2 separate regions of the Homo sapiens genome follow, and region 2 is linked to region 1. A link is a contact called in ENCODE Hi-C data. All regions are on one chromosome and are shown on one strand. Each heading gives the region's core, a stretch centred on a gene start or an enhancer-like site at or near the end of the contact. The rest is flanking DNA. Distances are from core to core; before and after follow the strand shown. Region 1 overlaps QKI (QKI, KH domain containing RNA binding). Region 2 overlaps QKI (QKI, KH domain containing RNA binding).

The links. Hi-C counts contacts between places; a loop is a spot of excess contacts on that map. Pooled maps may share reads with other maps.
Region 2: a map of gastrocnemius medialis shows a loop between it and region 1 (1.8-fold over the local background). The contact joins two enhancer-like sites. A Hi-C loop is called at or near these places in 6 of 168 maps with a recorded cell type or tissue (IMR-90, PC-3, endothelial cell of hepatic sinusoid and 3 more) and 2 of 50 pooled maps.

What each region holds. Positions count from the first base shown.
Region 1 is chr6:163,490,090-163,494,597 of GRCh38, forward strand. All of the region lies in intron 3 of QKI (QKI, KH domain containing RNA binding), which reads left to right. Among named protein-coding and RNA genes, the nearest start is that of QKI, 78 kb to the left of the region's middle. Within about 2 kb of position 1,287, at least 15 of the 41 ENCODE cell types and tissues checked have a DNase peak (open chromatin) inside an H3K27ac peak, as active enhancers do; they include gastrocnemius medialis, where a contact is called at or near this core.
Region 2 is chr6:163,530,495-163,535,451 of GRCh38, forward strand. It overlaps QKI (QKI, KH domain containing RNA binding), which reads left to right. Exons shown (of 8, transcript NM_006775.3): 4 at 4,488-4,631. Among named protein-coding and RNA genes, the nearest start is that of QKI, 120 kb to the left of the region's middle. Within about 2 kb of position 3,182, at least 4 of the 41 ENCODE cell types and tissues checked have a DNase peak (open chromatin) inside an H3K27ac peak, as active enhancers do; they include gastrocnemius medialis, where a contact is called at or near this core.

The DNA.
Region 1 (4,508 bases), core at 37-2,536:
TGAATAGTAGAATTCGCTATGAAAACAGATGAGTTGCTTTAGAAAAGTGGCAATGAAATGTATACTCTTGTATAACCTGGTTTAGAGGGAACCTTATTAAGTCATCGAGTCTAAACCATATTTGTGATACTTAATTCCATGATATTTCAGTAAGTAGTACTATAAATGACTGTTAGTCAGTTTTCATTACCTTCTACCATAGTTAATTTAATACAATCTGCGGCAGCAGTTATGTTTTTGAATGCCTGTGATTTTTTACCCTCAAGGAACTTTCACCCCTGGAAGACTGATATATTGACAGTGAACTGATGCAGCGGAGATGATATATACATTGTGCAGGAAGTCAAGAAGTAATGTGTTCTTTGAAGGTTGAAGGTTTTTAAAGGAAGCTGGAGAAGATTGAAGTAGGAGTTTACCAGGCAAATAAGTAAAATGGTATTCTAGACATCAGAAATAGAATCAACCAGGGTATGTTGCTATGTGGATGCTTGGTGTGTCTCAGTGGAAGGTATGGGGCACAGTGGAGTGTTGGTATTGGAGATAAGGCTGAGGTCTGAGGATAAAGGACCATGAACCTTATATCCAAATTTATTTCATTTTGAAAGCAGTGCATTGACACTCTTCTCTTTTAAAGATGAGAAGTTATATGATGTATTAATTGTTTTGGAAAGGTAACTTGACAGTAGTGGAAGAGATGGACAGAAGTGGGAAGTGACTAAAGGCAGAAGACAAATGATCAAGTCTCACACAACTCTGCCTAGAAAGTTCTTTCTTGTGTTAGGATAAAATCTTTGAAACTTCAGTCCTCTGATCTTAATCTACTTTGAATTCAAAACAAATATAATCTCTTAAACTTTAGAGACTTTGACATATTTAATGACAGTGCTTGTCTTAAAGGTGTTCTGCCCTAGCTAAAAGTTTATTGCCTAGTAGCCTTAGTTCTCTTTTTTGTTAAGATGTCATGTGATATGGTGTTGAATTCAACTTCAAAAGTGGTAGATTGGTTTGTTTTTAAAGAGAAAAGAAGACCCGCTATCCTTTTCAGTGCTTTTCAAACTGTCTGTGGTAAGAGACCCACTAAAAAAATTCAATCCATTATATCTTTTGGTGAAATACAATAAAATTAGTTACCAGAGAAGTGGAGTTTTAAAAAGACATATATTTAACCCCATTTAAAACTGTCTTTTATCAAGAGACATAAAATTATCCTGTCAGAATGCTCAAAGAGTTTCTGAACAGGCTTGATTTCTGTACTTGTAGGCTGCACTTCCGGCCGCACTGGTTTAAATGCCAACTGTGACGTGGTATGTTTGTTTCAGGATTGTAAACTAGCTCCCTGGTGTCCCTCCTCCTCTACTTTTGTTCTTCTCACTCCCTCATTTTTTTTTATTTTTTATTTTTTTGCTCTGTGTTTATAAAATAAAATTCATTTTAGATTATTGACTAGATTATTTTTAAGTTTGATTTCTGGTTACATGTTCATTAAGGACTCAAATGGCTTAGCTTTGTTTTAAGATAGAAGAGTACAAAACAGTGCAATAAAGATTAAATGTTTATTTCCGGGTTGATAATATCTCAGTACATTTATAGAGTGGAGTCACTGCTTTTTGCCCATTGTTAAGAAAGATTGGGAAGACTTGAAATAAAAAATTTATTTGAAAATACATTTATTAAAATTTGTGAGACACCCTTTGAGAGGTAAAAAGATGGACCCAATAAGAATAGACTTTTGTTTTTATTAGTAAAGTAATACTTTAACCTGTAAAACTTCATCTCATTACTCAGCCATAGATATAACTCCAGGATGAGTTAATTGCCCATGTCTAATGAAATGAGACGTGAGTCTCAGTGAAAAGGGAGAGTCCATTTTATCACTAGATGCTCTTAATGAGCCTTTTAAAATTAAGTCTTGATTGGATTGCAGTCAATTTCGTTAAGGAATATTTGAGCATCTTGTAGTTGTGTCTTATGTAACATTTTCTTTTTAGAGGATTCAGCTCTCTGTTGACAGAGTGAGTAGTGGAATGTTGCTGATGTGTATTAATGCTGCAGCAATTGATCTTTTCAAAACCCGTTAACCTTAGTTGGAAATAATTTTTCAGTCTAATATATTAACAACAAATTATTAGGCCGTTTCATAAGCCTAGGGAGCCATCCTATTCTATCCTATTAGTTTTAGTTTTCTGTTTATTTCTTCAGTTATGAGAGACCACTATTAAATTATTTTGTTGTTCTTTAGATTTTAAAACATGTAATTGTTAACTCTCGATTTTAAATACCTATAATTTTTAGTTTGGTGTTTTTAAATCACAGGTTGTTATAGGACATAGTTTGTGGGGCTGTGTTTAATGTTTAACAACAATTGTGAATCTCAGATTGTTGAAATTATTCTTCATTTTGTGAATTGTTACGTTTAACTATTTTTAAAAACAGTAATAGAAATTATAGCAGATAGTGAAGAATGTTTTTAAAAAGGTCTGCAAAAACTTAAGATTTTTGGTGAATTAAAATAAGTATAAGGTAGTCTAAATATAGAGGACTAGTCACTTCAAATAGAAAAAAATTTTCTTAAAAAATCTAATGTGAAGAAAATTTGGAGTAATTTTATCTTTGTAACTAATAAGATTAATGTTTGAATAATAATTTGTGTTATCTCAGTAGTGAGATTATTGAATAATAGACAAGTGAGTAAACGGATGCCTATATGGATGCTTCAGGGTGTGTAATATTATCAAGTGTTACAACAGCACATTGTTTAGAACGTTTAAGATTTAAGACGAGTAAGTACTTTAAAAGGAGTCAAAAGAAGTGAAAGCAAATACTGAACCTCATCTTTTATAACATAAAAATGAATTTTTTCTTAATTATGAAAGCCTTTCACGTTTAGTGTAGAAAAAATTTAGATAATTCTGGTATTTTAAAAATCTAATCTTCCCCATTTAGCGCCGTTACTTATGTGTTAATACATATTTTGAGATCTATGTATTTGTGACCTGATATATTTTGTTTAAGTATATTACGTACTAAAAAGTCATCTACAATACTTTTTTTTTTTTTTTGAGATGGAGTTTTGCTCTTGTCACTCAGGCTGGAGGGCATTGGGCAATCTTGGCCCACTGCAACCTTCACCTCCTGGGTTCAAGCGATTCTCCTGCCTCAGCCTCCTGAATAGCTGGGATTACAGGCGCATGCCACCACTCCCAGCTAATTTTTTGTATTTCTAATAGTGACGGGGTTTTAATGTTGGTCAGGCTGTTCTTGAACTCCTGAACTCAGGTGATCCACCGCCTCGGCCTCCCAAAGTGCTGGAATTACAGGCATGAGCCACCGTGCCCAGCCTACAATACTTTTTAATGGTTATAAGTAGCATTTAATTGTACATATGTGTACTGAGGTATATTGTTTGTTGAAGTTTTAAAATAATTGTTTTTACTATAAAAATGCTGTGAAGAATATCTGTACTTTATCATTAAGATAAATGTGACTGGGCTCCATGGCTCATGCTTGTAATTCCAGCACTATAGGTGGGATTCCACCACTGAGGTGGGAGGATCATTTGAGCTTAGGAGTTCGAGACCACCTTGGACCCTTCTCTAACTTAAAAGTACAACAAAAAAAGATAAATGTGTAGAATTGGTTGGTTGAAAATGCATTTCAAAATTGCCTTTCAACTTCACTGTTTGAAATTGTAAGCTCCCTCAGAAAATGAAAATGCTTATGTAACGAATCTTCTAAAAAATCACTTTTTTAAAGGGACAAAAATATAGACAAAAATACAACAAACATACTTCTGGTTAACAAGGTTAAAGCTTATCTGTTTCACTTGTTTATTGCCTAACATTGCTGCCATCTGTAAACCCCCACTTTGTATTTTCTTTTCATCCTCATTTTGAAAAAATAAAAAATTATACATGCAGAATAATTACAAGGCTAACAAAGTGAATTTGTGTATACCTTCAACCTAAATTTGCTGTATACCTTGGCCCTCCATACTGCAGGCCCCACATCCTCCAATTCAGCCAACCACAGATCAAAAAATATTCGGGAGGAAAAATAATAAAAAATAATAATACAACAATAGAAAATAATACAAATAAAAAATATGGTACAATGATTTACGTAGTCTTTGCGTTGTATTCAGTATTTTAAGTAATCTAGTGATTAAAGTATATGGAGGATGAGCCTGAGTTCTGTGCAAATACTGTACCTTCCTATATCAGTGACTTGAGCACTGGTAGGGAGGCGGTCCTGGGACCAATCCCACAGGGATACTAAGGGACAACTGTAGTAACGTTTTGTTCATTTGTGTGTACACACAGTGTTGATTTTTTATTTGGAAGTTCACCTACTTGCTGAAACTTATGTGTAACCCTCAAATCATTACTGGCGACACTTTCACGGTCATTCAGACACGCACACAGTGGCAATAAAAATCTGAGTCACCCAAATGCTCTTTTTTGATATTGAGATAGAACAAGATGACACACCACCACCTTTTTACTTCAGTT
Region 2 (4,957 bases), core at 1,932-4,431, 42 kb after region 1:
CTTAAGAAACAGAATGAGATCACAGGGAGAAATAGTATTTGTATTAAATAATTACTAAGCTGCAAACTCACTGAAGGAATTTAACTCTTCTTGAGCTGGAATGGACTACAGTAGAATGAATATGGCTTCATGGCTTCTGCGTAGCATGACCTCAAAGCCTTTTTTTGTGTGACATTTGATATGCACATGGATGAAAGATTTTCTGAGGCCTGATGTGGAAAACGGGTTGGTCGGTCTCTCTCTTCACACTGCACCCCCTCCAAAACACTAAAAGAGGTGCTTTTAGTGTTTACTTTCAATTGCTACATTGTTTGATTTTGAAGTGTCCGCTTCATTTATTCCTTGTGGTGAAAACTCAGTGGGTCCTTTTCATCTGGAACCTCAGATCCCTCAGTTTTGCGAAAAATATATAACATTGATGATTTTTCTCCCTCTGCTTTCTTTTTCTTTATATTGGTAGTTGGACATCGTCATTTCAGTTTCTGAACCTCTTGGACTAGTCCTCTAATATTATACAGTTCTGCACCATTTTTTTTTATCTCTGTCTTTTGCTACTTGGAGAGTTCCTCAGTTTGTCTTCCAACCTTCTATCAAATTTTTCATCTTTGCTCTCATGTTTTTAGTTGCAGGAGTTTCTATTTGTATTCAAAATTTTTAAATAGAGCATTCTTGTTTCAGCATTGTAGCGTCTTTTATTAACTCTCTGAAGGGTCAGTTGTTCAAGTCTCCTGTCCCCAAGATGTGGGCCTGGGTTCCCTTGCTCTGCATTTGGAGCAGGGGAGATGGCCGGCCAGCCCAGCTGTCAGAGTGGAAGTTACCCTGTCAACTGTTCTCCTAATGCAGTTTGAGCAAGTGTTTTACTTCCTTTCAGAATCAGTTTCTGGTCTACTGCTGGGAATTAGGGAGTGCTTGATAGCTAGCCATTTGTGGACAGGGGATATGGGAATTGAACTGCTTTTTAATGAGAGTTCATCTAGTCCTGCAATCTCAGCCCCACCCTCACCCCTGTTTTCACTGCTGCCCATTTCCTCAGTATTTTTGGGGTGGATTGCAAGGAAATAAGTTTCTTTCTTAACTAGAGTCAGGTAAATTTTAAGTTAACCATCTGCTTTCTAGATTCTTAATTTTTAAATGGTTTCCTTTCCCATTTTCTTACTTCTTACGAGTTTGGACATTTTATTTATTTATTTATAATAGACACAGGGTCTGACTGTTCCCCAGGCTGGCCTTGAACTCCTGGGCTCAAGCAGTCTTCCTGCCTCGGCCCCCCCAAAGTGCTGGGATTACAGGCATGAGCCACTGTGCCCGGCTGAGTTTGTACATTTTAAACTCTGCAGTGTTGTAGAAGAATTTTTGGTGGGAGTGTAAGTACACCATTCCATTAATTTCTCCATCTTTGAAAATTTTTGCTCCTTCAATTGTTTTTAAAAGTGTAAGCAAAAATGTTGATTTTGAAGCAAACAGGGTAGATGTAGCTTTCTCCTATTTTTATATTTTTAACTATCATTTAAGTTGTTGAATTAGTAAGAGTACGCATTGGCCAAGTGTTTTACACCTTAAAAATGTATTCTTGCAATAAAGCAAAATGGCAAATAATACTGCAACTTTGTTTCTATCATGAAAATAATTATTCCTTTTAAATTCTCTGGCTTTTCTCCATGTATAGAGGTTTCTGCGGCAAGTCAAATTTTAGTTTTTATTCTTAAGCTTTTCTCAAAAATATTTGATTATAAATGTTCCTCAGTTTTCATTGTATTAGTATCTATATGCATTAGTGTTTGACACACACACATAGAGCTTTTAATGTCTTTGTCTATTTATAATAACATCTGTATCACTTCTAGATTGGTTTGAGTGAATTGATTGGGGGGGAGGTGGTCTCATGTATTGCATTTTTCTTGCTGCTTTGCATGCCCGTTAATTTCTAATTGTATGCCAGACTTTTACCTTGTTGGGTGGATATTTTTATATTCCTATAAATATCTTTGAGCTTTGTCCTGGGACACAGTTAAGTTAGTTGGAAATAATTTAAGGCATTTGGTCTTACTTTTAAAATGTATTTAGTTGTACTGGAACAATGCTTAGATTAGGTTTAGTTTTTTCCTACCACTGAGGCAAGACCTTTCTGTGTCCCTTACCCGTGGGGAATCCTTCAAGTCTTTCAGTCTTGTTCTTTTCTAGAGCCAGGCACTTTGACCTGGAATCCTTTTGGGTGGTTCCTTCCCTGGCCTCTGGAATTTTCTCTCAAGTATGCAACGATCAGGGTTCAGCTGAATATTTGAGTGGCAGCTCTCCCAGGACTCTCTGAGCTTTGGCTGCCTCGGTTTCCCTGGACTCTTGCTTAGTCTCCTCATGGAGTTGTCTGGAGACTCTCAAGCCAGTGAGTGGGGGCAGTTATAGGCTCACCTCAGTTGTTCCCAACTCTGTGTCATTTGTCCTTAGTTGTCTGATGTCCAGTGGCTTGAAACTTGTTGATACGTTTTGCCAGTTTTTTGGTTGTTTCAGCAGGAAGGTGAATCTGGTTCCTGTTACTATATCTTGCCTGGAAACAGAAGTCCCTCATATATATGCGTTTAGTCAAATAGGTGCACTTTTAGGCCCACCAAATAATACCAGACTAGTAGCTTTTGTAGGTCTCTCTCCAAAAAAAAAAAGATAAATAAAAAATACAAATTTTGGTGAGAAAATACTGTTAGCATTCTTGAACATAACAATTGAAATCTGGATAACAAAACTAATTTTTCTTGCCACAGTTAGAGATATTAATACATATTTTATTTCTTGCCATACAGATAACCCTGAGGTTTCCAGTTTCTTGATTCATTGACTCCTTGGTTTCCCACTTAGTTTGCATGGTGTACCCTAGTCAAAAAGAAATATTTCAGAGTTCTGTTTATTAAATATTTACTCTACAAACAACTTTGAAACAGACTATACATTTTATTTGTAAATAACCACATTTTTACTAATAGCATTTGTATTTTCTTGGGTGCTGTTCAAATTCTCAAACTTTGGAATCAGATTTTTGTACTGCCACCCTCTTTTCTTGTTCCACATTGATTTTTGTATGTTCTTGATTTTTATTACAGCAACCGCTAACAACCTAGCTTTGTAAAGATATGACATCATCAAAAAGAATGTAATGTGACCTTATGTTGAAACAGTCAGATATTCTGAGCTGGTGGTTCACACAGTGTCGGACAGATGGTACCCCTGTAAAATGCTGTGCTGACTCAGAGTTCACTCTTTGGAAATACATAGATGGCCCAGCATAGGATTGTGTCTGATTTTTTTTTTCCCTGTATCCCCTTACAATATGTGGATGCATTTTCATCCTAAAGATGTGTTGATTAAAAATAAAGCAGAAGCATTTACTGTTAAAATTTATTTTTAGCCTTATTGGCTAAGCTCAATCATGTGAATTGTTGCAGAAAGCAGTTTTATTATGCCTGCTTTATTTTCTTTTACTGGAATCTAACAATTAGGTAAATAGTAACTTCTAAAATAAAGGTCCAAAAACAGCAGATATTTATTGTTTGTCTGTGGTACCTTGCTGTGTGCCAGGTGCATTTATATTTACCATTTATATACTACTTATATATTCTTATTTTATTTAAAAACACTTTCTCTAAAACTTAAAACAGCGATTCTGAAATTATGCCAACTCTACTTAACCTCCCTGTAGCTTAACCAGGTTTTCAACATGGGGATATTTCTTACTAGAAGACATTAAGGAAATGAAATATAGATATTCTCTATGAAACTAGTATTTATGACTTGATATAATTAAAGAGTAGCCTTACAGTTAATTTTAAGGTATGGTCTGATGGGAATGTAGATAAAACTATTTTCATAATTACCGCATGAAATACTTAAAACAAGTGGTAGTCATCTTACACAATAACATCTATATGCAAAATACCTTTTCTAATGCTGAATACAACCAATGTCATTAAAAGCAGTTGTAATGAAGTGGAAAGATCACTGAATTAGAGAATGAAAACTTTGATTCAGTTCCTAAATTGACAGCCTGTTAGCTGTGTGACATTGAGAGGTGACCCCCTTAACCTTGATGACCTTCTGTTTACTTATAAGTAAAATGCAGAAATAATGACATGTTTCTCAAAGTGTTTTTCATGGTAATGTAAGGACAGTATCAGATGTATGTTGTATGATACTACATACATGATGATGATGTATGCTTCTAGTGCATAGGAGCACGCTTGGGGCTGATCTTTAGCATCTGGTTCTGTGCCTGGTAGATAGTAAGTGCTCAGTAAATACTTGTTGGATTAATTATCATTTGACCCAGTAGTCTCACATTCAATCAAACTTTGAGGACCCAGAAAAATAATTCAAAGACTTGTGCCATCATAGCAAAATAATGCAAACATAGCTGAAATAATTGACAACAGGTTAGTATTATGAAAGATGTGCTCTCTCTTTAAAGAGAATAATTTTAATCATGTACTCTGTAAATTTTTTAGGAGGAGCAAAATAGAGGCAAGCCCAATTGGGAGCATCTAAATGAAGATTTACATGTACTAATCACTGTGGAAGATGCTCAGAACAGAGCAGAAATCAAATTGAAGAGAGCAGTTGAAGAAGTGAAGAAATTATTGGTACCTGCAGTAAGTAATAATTTCCAGACCTTAGATTTGGGCCTCGTCCTTTTTTGTCAGTTTATTTTAAATTATCGTAATGTTTATAAGGAATAGGTTATTGGTTGTTAGAAATTTTATTTAAGCATAAAATTAAAAACACCTGACTGATACTTCTAACATAATAAAAACATAAAGTTCGTATTTAGGGGTCCTTAGATAGACATTAAAAGGGGTTTTGGAGGGTGACGTCGCGTAAGAAATTATCCAGATGCTTTTGTGTTATCAGTTCTCCTTCCTTCCCGGTTTCTCTTTCCCCATCTCTTCCCCCATCTCTTCCCTCTGCCCCCCTTCCT